Regions from separate parts of the Homo sapiens genome. Here region 2 is linked to region 1. Evidence: chromatin loops called from intact Hi-C (ENCODE). Cell type or tissue: mammary epithelial cell. All regions are shown on one strand. Links, peaks and the distances in the headings refer to the core of each region. The heading gives the core; the rest is flanking DNA.

Region 1 (4,931 bases), core at 458-4,457:
GAGAAGAGTGATGGAAATGTTGGAAATTCGGGGAGAGAGACAGAGGGGCAAGAGAGACATGGATTATGCAAGCACATGATTTTAATGATAGTTTGTGGAGCTTATACTGGGTAAGAAGAGAAATGAAGACATGAAGGAGATATTGGCCAGATAAAACATTGTGGTATCAATGAATTGTAGTTTCCAGCGTATTGAAAAACTTCTCAGAGTGGGATACCAGAGCAAGTAAGTTGGAAATACAGGAGGTTAGGTTTGGGAAATGGACTATTTGAAACTCATTTTACAGAAGGGTTGTAGTTGTTAATAATAATGACTGGTCTAGGCTGGTATGACATGGGAGTAGATGAACGTTAGGATGAAAGACAAACCAGTGAGAGGTGCAGAGGTCAAAGAATTGTGAAGTAAATTATTAAATGAATCATTTTTGTGAATATTAAAATCACCAAAGACCATGACAGAAAGTCTTGGATTGAGCAACAGTGAACAGGGTGCCAGATACTTACCTGGGGATTTGCAATGAAGAGAAGCAGTGGTTGGTGTAATGGATGCCTAGCCCATTCCTTGGCCCAATGAGTACAAAGGCATGGGCAAGAAGAAAATGGCCAGACCATGAGAGGACTACGCGGAACTCAGGTTTCACTTAGGACAAGAAGGTGGAGGTGGCTTTGTGAGAAGAGTTGGTTGATACAGCACATTTTTTCGATGTGCAGCCTTGAGTCTTGAGGGCTTGTGGGGAGTTTAGGGTGCTGGAGAAGGATGGAAGATGGAGTCCCATTGGGGATTGTGCAGACCTATGGGGAAGGGAGGAATCCTGGTGATGGCAGGCAATTTGGGAGTCCTGAGCTTCTGCTGGTGACTGAGACAAACAGGCAGAGGGCATGACCAGTTAGTGCTGAGTGTCATCAAGGCAGAATGAGAGAGCAGGCTGTGAGTGCTGAGGAGGACCCAGGAGGATGAACAGAGTCCTGTCCACTCCCACCCCCACTCCCATTCCTCACCACCTCCATTCCTACTGGCTGTGGCTGGATTGCTTTTAAAAGGTTCCAGTCAAGGACTGAGGAATCTTAAAATGTTAAGAATAGCATCAAGGATTGTCTCACATTATAGATGTGCCAGTAATACATTACATTGCTTTATATAATGTCATATATCTTGTCAAGTCATAGCATATCAAATAGTTCTCTATTCAACACTTACATTATCTGACATAGTTGTTTTTTAAAAATTATTTTGTCATTAAACACTTTTCAGTCAAGGAATGTGAACAGTTCTTAGACATTTCTGCTGATTGTCTCCAAATCCTTTATAACTATTTTTTCAAATATTGAGGTTAATCTAATAGAAAAATATGCCAAAATTGTAAAGTAAGCTGTTGAAAACCAAAACAAAGCAAGAAACAAATCCTGACAACTGTCTAACAGCTGGTGCTGTGACTGGTGCTCCCTGAGTTGTGGACTGCACAATCCGGACAGCTCCAAGCAAAGGCCCCAAGGACCATGTGCAAAGTAACTATTATTTTACCAGTACTGCCCAACCAGAAAGAAAAAATACAGAAAAACAGTGGATGCAGAGACTAATTAATAATACTACAACTATCATCTGCATTTCATGAATTGAGTTTTGTATGTTCATCAAAATAACCCAATTTTTCTTAATTAACTAATTGATATAAATTTTAATGTAAAAGATAAATTTAAATAAATAAATAAGCTCTTATCTGTTTTATGTATAGTGGTCTCAATGTAAGTTGCTATTAGACAAATGGTTGCAGTTGTTAAAGTATTTGAAGGCTCTCAGAGACTATTAGAGATTCCATGCTTTGTTAATAGGTGTTCTGTGAAAATAATAATTACAAGTGATAATTATCTTCACAAATGTTGTAAACAATATAAGCATCATTGTGATAAAAATAACACATACTAATTTTATTCTTAGCATACAATCTGCATTTAAGAAAACAACATGCCTAATCAGAGAAGGCCAGAAAGTCACTGACAAATTATCTGACCTGGGAATACATCACCTGTAACTTGGGCATGAATTCGCATGCAGAGTTTCTGGTTCATCCTTGCCTTGATGTATAGTGTCTAATGGAAGGGAAAAACTCATCAATGCAATTTATCTTATTTTTCAATATCAGCATATACTTGAGATACTATTCAACGTTAGTAAATATGATTAACTTTACTACACACATGTATTCTGCTTTGATGTGTTACTGAGAAAATAAATTTGTGAGACCTTTGCATTTTTTTCTCAACCATAATACAAAGGGGCCGTTATCTGTATTTCTCGAACAAAGTTAAATGTATTATTTCATTATTAAATTTAAAATATGACATATATTGTGTTCAAATAACTTTGGGAAATGTAGTTCTAGAGCAATGTTATTCAAGCCTCTATTAGTAAGCAATGTGTATACTTTTATTTATTAATGAATTATCTGCACATATTACTATATAAATTTTAAGTACAATATAACAGAAAACAAAAAAAGAAAATTTTAAAAGTTGGGACGATAATTAGAAATACTACTTTGAGTCATGGTGGACACCTTCCCGTGTCATGCAGAGTCTTCTTTGGGGACCAAAGTTGGCTTAAATGAAAACAGAGCAACAATTACTAGAGCTAAACCCTCTGCAGGGCTTGGGGCCAACAACATGGTTTGCATAGTATGAGGTGTTGTTACACACCAGACCACAAGAGGGCAATCGCGGGAAGACCACAGGATCCACGGGGAGATGAGGCCCTCCAATCTACAAGCCAGCAGTGTGGCTTGGAACACCTCTACGAGCCTCATCTTAGACATTTGAAAATGGAAACAACATCAACAAAGACAAGAGACACTAAGTTGATCTATTTTGAAGGTTAAATAAGGTAATATATTTGAATTTTTTCCTAAGTTGTAAAGTACTGTATAAAATGTTTATTTTCAATAAATTAGAAGACCGATGAATCTCTTGCCTAATAATCTTATTAATCTTATTGCCTATCGATTTCTTGGATTTTGCTTCATGTGTCTATGTTCACATTTCTTGCTACCTTTTGTTCTCTCTGGCATTTTCTTGGCTTATTTTTCTTTTCTGACCGTTTATCTTTCCTCCCTTTCTTTCTGTCTCTGTCCCGAATTGGTCCTATGTAACTGCTGGCAAACTCTGTACCAGCACTCTTCGAGGAGCTTAATGTGTTCTATCTCATTTAATCCTCACACCGACTGCGTAGAAAAGTACTGTGTCCATCCTCTTTTTATAGACCAAGAATCTGAAGTTAAGAAATGTGTTCAAAGACGCAGAGCTGGTAAATTATAGAACTAAGCTTTGAGTCTAAGTTATTCCACTGTAGCAGCAAGTCAAATCAGGAGACAGAAGTGATGGAGTAAGTTAGACAGAGGGAATTTAATATAAGAATTAGTAACAATTAATAAAAGAAAGACTAAACTATAAGACATAAGAAAAAAGCTCAGGGAGGGTACCCAAAGAAGGACAAAAGTAGAAGGGGCTCTTACCTATTGGGAAAAGTGCGGTTTAGCTACCAGTCAGCAGAGAAGTGCTCTGGCTTAGCTAGATGGGGTGGGTCTGGAGTTAAACCCTCCAATAGGGGGCAAACAATAGGTCACCTTCCCAATGCAGGGCAAGGCCGACATTGGGAACCATGTGGCTTGGATATGCAGTGGGAGTCCAGGCTTACCTTCAGAGTACATGGGCAGCAAGCAGGCTTGCAAAGGGGGCCGCAGCTCTGTGTGGACTGCCCCTCCCCCACCTCCATACAGCTGATATGGGCAGCTGAGGCCATGGAGGGGCTTTGGTTTCAGGATGAGAAGGCTGTGAAAAGGTCATCCTCACACCAAGGCTGCAAGGAGGCAGAGGGATCTCGTTCTGGGCCCTTGTGGCGGGCACCACCGGACTGCCACACACTCCCCACTACCTGCCTCTTCCAACTGCAGTGTCCCTCCAGCGCCCCCTATGGAGAAAGTTTAGCATTGTTCTCACTTTAATGGAGAAAGGATTCGAGGGATTACATTGTTTGTCCCAGAGCACAAATCGAAGGGTGTGTTTGGAGCTGAGAGATAATAAATTGGTAACTGACACGCTGATTATCTCGCGCGCGCGCACACACACACACACACACTCACTCGCACATACACAGTACCATGGAGACTTTTGGAATTCATATGTAAGATAAATCAACTAAAGAGGAGTCATTGCTCATGCTTCAGGACTGTTACGGATGGCTGTGTTTTCCACCAGGAGGCAGCAAAGCCAAGCCTTCACCCAGACTGCAGCAGCGATGTGCAGTCAGGAATTACCTGAAGATTCTTATACTTATCACCTTGATGGGTATTCTTATATTGATCACCTTGATCATGCCTGAGGAGAAAAAAGAGGACCACAGTTACCTCCAGGAATAGTTATTTCTAATTGAAGTTGGGATCCAAGATGTAGAGTGTAGTTAGGAAAAGGCTGTGATACTTCAACCTCTTGAAAGCAGAAGCATGGCAGGGAGGACCTACTCCCAGATCCCAAAGGAGGACAGTTTAGGGCTTAGTTGAAGCCCGCAGCTTTAATTTTGGTTCCAGTTCACCTGGTGGGACACAGGAAGTACTGCTGGTCACCTAGCTACTCTATTTCAGGCTTTTTACAGACCACAAGAAGCTAATGCAAATTCAGAAATTATTTACAGATTGTTCAGAATATTGAGGACCCGAGATGGCCCTGTGCTTGTTCGGATCTTGGTGGCGACTAGCCCCAGAGGTAAATAACTCACTAGATGGGCCCAGGGATGGCTCGAGAATATATGCACGACTTAGGGACAGCAATCAGAGCAGGCAAGGAGAGCAGCCAGGAGGCTTGCCTGAAAGCAAGCACCTTTGTTTTTCCTTAGATTATTCAGTGACAGTTCTGTAAAACAGCAAAGTTTGTTAGTCAGGTCAG
Region 2 (4,931 bases), core at 658-4,657, 380 kb before region 1:
CGTCTCCTTTCTATAAGAAACTGGCTGGATTCAAGCAAGTATCTATTGTTAAATCTATTGGATTTATCTATTGTTAAGACCAAATTATTATTATTATTATTATTAGTAGTAGTAGTAATATGAATTTATATTTTAAAATCTGGGAATTAGTTAACCATCTTCCAGCTTTTTGGTTTAATACATTCCAGACCTGATGTGGGGTGCTTACTACCAGGGCCCCGCTGAAGGTCAACTTTTGAATTTCCTCTACCAGCAGAGCTGTGGCCGCTACTGCTTACTTGCACTTTTGTCTCTGTCTCCTGTCCTTTATGGCCTCTCTCTCTTTCTCTTTCTTTCTTTTATACTTGTTCTTCCTTTTACATTATCTTTCTCCCCAGTCTCACCATCTGTGTCTTTGATCTGTCTTTTCCTGTCTCTCTCTCACTTATTTCCTTTTTCTATTGCTTTCTCTGTCATCCCCTGTTTCCTTTCTCCCTTACACTCAGTTTCTTCCTCTTTCTGTCTCTCTCTGGTCCTCTACCTTTGCTGTTTCCTCCCCTTTCTCTTTCCAATTTACCTTCTTATTTTTTCTCTTCCTCCCTTTCCCAGCAAACAGAATATTTACAATTGACATCATTTCAGCCCAAGTATAAAAATTGGTCCTAAAAATTGAACTACCTGCTCTGCTAAATCTAGGGGATTTTTTTATGGTGGCCTTATTTCCTTTTTAAAATTCCTAACCTCAGTACTTGTTAGAGGCACACCCACAAATCCAACTTCTTCCTGTCCCATAGGGAAGTCTCTAAGAGGGTACATGTTAGACACCTGCTGTTTAGAAGGAATAGGTAAATTCTCAAATTTTTTAAAACATTGTTCTAATTTTTTTCCTTAAATTTGGATAAGGATTTAAGAGAGCATTGGGTTTAGCTCCTTTATGACCCCCAGATTCCTCTTCCTCTTGCCTTCCTGTTGCCTCCTGATCTCCCTGTCCTCTACTTTGTGAGATGTATGGGGCAGGGGGAAAGCATGTTAGGGGATGCCAGGGATTTCACTGGGCAAAGGCCCTTTATTATGCTCTTTTTTTTTCTTTAAGGGGGATCATGGGGGTTAATTCACTAATCCAACAAAAAGCATAACCCACCTCCTCTTGTGAGGTTGGAGTTTTGGTATTTACATAGAGAATTAAGTTTGGCACACCCAGTCCTCATCTGAGCCAAACTTAGGCCAAAAGACTGAGGCTGATTAACGGGCTCTTTGGGCCAGATAAAACAGCAATATTTATTATCTTTTGCTTTTCCTTGTCCCTGGTTCGAGGGTTATCCCTCCAAACCTGCAGCATTTTCCCCAATGGATTATCTGGGGGAATTTTAGAGGGGGGTCTCTTTAGTTTCCTTTTTCCTTTGTTTCCTAAGCCTAGAATTCTTATTTCCCGTTTTTGGTTAGTCTCTGTGTCTGAGCTTTTTCCTGTGTACTCAGCCCCCACACTGGAAGTTTCTTCGACACCTCAAGAATTGCTTCGTTTGTCTCCAGCTGTTTCCTCATGGGACAATTGGGACTCTGCACTCGCTTTGTATCTAAGGTACATCTTAGTCACACACACTCAACCTCTGAAAATGCCTAACCACCAAGGCAGTACTTATAGTCCAATTTTCCTACCTTGGCTCATGCACAAGTTTGCCTAGTTGCCATGGTGCCTGCTTTTCTCCCTGTGTCACTTCCACTGTCTCCTGAATAACAGTCTCAGGTTTGTCTTCTGCTTTTGTGGGGAGCCAGGACACCCAGACAGAGCAGGCCACCTAAATCAGGTGGGATGTATCTCCCCTCTCAGCTGGAGTCCCACTCCATGCAGGCACAGAGTTCCCCATACGGGTTACCAGGTTGTGAGAAAGAAACTCACCCATCCAATCCCAAAGAATGGACTCAGAGACCCAGAGAACAGCTAAAGTGAAACTTTTAATGATGGTCTTGCAAGACAGCTTGTCTGATGGGCAGGCACACCTAGCACAGTTACAACAAGCAATTTATCCCCTAGTGCACAGGTCCCTCTCCCGGACTCTTCATAGGCTAAGTACTATGGGGTCACAATCTTCCCAGACATCACCTATCACTTGTTGGGTTGGGGCTTTAGGTGTTGTCTTGCAGCATTTTGTTGCAGCCTACAATGCATTGCAATCCTAGTCAGCTCAGGGGCTCTTTAAGTATTTGACTTATGACCTAAGTAGTTGGGCAGGCTGATAAGAACAGACAAAGTGAGCTATTTTGCAGGCTAGTAAACTTTCATCTTAGACTAAACTTCTTTGGTTTGGGTGAGGGCAACTAAACAGGGGGCAGGGGCTACAAGCAGATGTTGGCTATCCAAGCAGGGGCCTAGTATATCCTGTGTTTTCTGTAGTTTGCTGACCTAAGACAATTTAAGGCACTTTATCTTGGAAATGGACCACTGTATACATTATTTCCTTCGTATCTCCAGCTCCAGTCAGAGCTAAAGTGAGCTTGGGTGAGCCAGGAGGATCAGTGGGCTGGCCCAGGCCATGGGAACAGAATACAAGTTAACTGGCCACAAATTTCATCAGTGGACCCTAGACCAAGAACTTGGTCAGTTCAGTCCCCCTTACAGTAGGGGGCAGCAAAAATCCAAAATCCAGCAGAGGAATCCCAGGCTTTCCTTTGCGTGTGACCCCTAGGGCCTGGGGTTCCTGTCCTGAACCCAGATGCCATCAGTACAGGACAAGGGGAAAGGGGATAAAAAATGCTAAGCAGGAGGTAAAAGTTATGTTGATTGAGTTATTTCCTAAAATGAGATTTTCTTAAACCAGAAGAGACAGAAATATAGACATCTAATCAGAAATTTTATCTCCACCTCAGGTGGGTCAGTTGCTCAAGAAACAACATTATATCCATTCAGACTAAAGAAGTTGCTTGTTCTTTATACATTTCCATTTAGCGCATGAATTTTGCTATCCTAAAAAGCCTGATCTCCCTTTCTCCAGCTGAACTGGGAAAGACCCTCCAGTTGCACACCTCTCCAGCTCTGGTTTAGCTCCTGCTTCTCTGCTTTTCTCCAGGTCCCACCTTTAGGTCTGGGAAGCAGGCATAGATGCAGGTTTTAGATGTGTCTCAGCTGGCCTCCACATGACACCCCTGATGCCCACCACCTTTCACTGGCTCCTTAACTTGGGTGCCCCACTCATGCAATAAGGATCAGCTCAGCACCTCCCCTCCCGGAAGACTTTCTGAGTTCCACCCCTCCCCGCCTTTCCCTTCATTCCCCAACCAGTCCCATTTGATTCATCCTGCCTAGCTTCCTAGAACACTTTTTAAAAATTATTATTATTGATTTAATCTCACTACTTATTATTAGTCTCTTCAGGTTTTCCATTTCTTTCTGATTGCATCTTGTTAGGTGGTATGTGTCCAGGAATTTATCCATTTCCTCTAGATTTTCCAGTTTATTAGATTATCGTTGTTCATACCAGTTTCTCATAATCTTTTCTATTTCTGTGATATCAGTTGTAAGGTCTCTTTTTTAGTTTCCGATTTATTTGGGTCTTGTCTCTCTCTTTTTTGGTTAGTATAGATAGTAGTTTATTGTTTTGTTTACCTTTTAAAGAACAACTTTTTATTTCATGGATGCTTTGTATTTTTTTTAGTCTCTATTATTGTTTAATTCCACTCTGATCTTTGTTATTTCTTTTCTTCTACTAATTTTGGGTTTGGTTTTTCTTGCTTTACTAGTTTTTTAAGGTGCATAATTAGATTGTTTATTTGAAATCTTGCTGTTTTTGTGATGTGGGTGTTTATTGCTATAAACTTTCCTTGTATCACTGCTTTTCCCGTGTCCCAAGATATGCTGTGTTTTCATTTTCATTTGTTTCAAGAATGTTTTAAATTTCCATTTAAATTTCTTCATTCACCCAACGGTCATTCAGAAGCATGTTGTTTAATTTTCATGTATTTGTGTAGTGTCTAAAGTTCCTATTAGATTTCTTGTTTAATTCCATTGTGGTCTGAGAAGATATTTGGTATGATTTTCATTTTTTAACACTTGTTGAGACTTGTGTTGGTGGCCTAACATATAGTCAATCCTGAGGAATGTTCCACGTGCTGATGAGAATATGTATTCTGTAGTTCTTGGATAAATGTTCTGTAAATGTGTCTTAAGTTCATTTGGTCTAGTGTCCAGTTTAAGTCCAATGTTTCTTTGTTGATTTTCTGTGTAGATGATCTGTCTAATAATGAGAGTGGAGTGCTGAAATTCCCTACTATTATTGTATTGGAATCTATTTTTTTTTCTTTAGATCAAACATTTGCTAATGAAATTGAGTACTCCAGGGTTGGGTGCATATTTAAAATTCTTATATCCTCTTGGGCCGGGCGCGGTGGCTCATGGCTGTAATCCCAGCACTTTGGGAGGCCAAGGTGGGCGGATCACCTGAGGTCAGGAGTTTGAGACTAGCCTGACCAACATGGAGAAACCCCATCTCTATTAAAAATACGAAATTACCTGGGCTTTGTGCTGCATGCCTGTAATCCCAGCTACTCAGGAGGCTGAGGCCGGAGAATCGCTTGAACCCAGGAGGCGGAGGTTGCGGTGAGCCGAGATTGTGCCATTGCACTCCAGCCTGGGCAACAAGAGCAAAACTCTTCTCAAAAAAAAAAATTCTTATATCCTCTTGCTGGATTAATGCCTTTAATCATTATGTAATGACCTTCTTTGTCTTTTATTTTTTACTCTTTTTGACTTAAAGTCCCTTTTATCTGATAAATCTAGCTACTTCTGCTCACTTTTTGTTTCCATTTGTGTGAAACATCTTTTTTCCTTCATTTACTTTCGGTATATATACGTCTTAACAGGTAAGGTGCATTTCTTCTGGCAGCATGTAAAGCATAGTTAGATCATGTTTGTTTGTTTGTTTGTTTCCACCCAGTCTATATATGTTAAGTGGATAATT

What was found. Peaks named below come from ENCODE experiments on the same cell type or tissue, not always from the same donor. Only the 100,000 strongest peaks of a DNase experiment are listed, where the experiment ranks them.
Region 2: a loop joins it to region 1, with 4 times the contacts of the local background. A loop is called at or near these places in 1 of 110 quality-filtered maps.

Annotation. Positions count from the first base shown.
Region 1 is chr1:152,867,307-152,872,237 of GRCh38, forward strand. LOC105371444 (a long non-coding RNA gene) reads right to left here and starts at 897. Exons shown (of 3, transcript XR_922149.2): 1 at 504-897. It overlaps LOC105371445 (a long non-coding RNA gene), which reads right to left. Exons shown (of 4, transcript XR_922150.1): 2 at 4,765-4,898; 3 at 3,688-4,367; 4 at 2,024-2,087. In mammary epithelial cell, for the core only: CTCF peaks have their summits at 2,706 (motif pointing right) and 4,247 (motif pointing right); DNase peaks (open chromatin) are centred at 2,695, 3,995 and 4,215; H3K27ac peaks cover 240 bases.
Region 2 is chr1:152,484,004-152,488,934 of GRCh38, forward strand. No RefSeq gene overlaps it. Among named protein-coding and RNA genes, the nearest start is that of LCE5A, 24 kb to the right of the region's middle. In mammary epithelial cell, for the core only: a CTCF peak has its summit at 2,605 (motif pointing right); a DNase peak (open chromatin) is centred at 4,058; H3K27ac peaks cover 1,388 bases.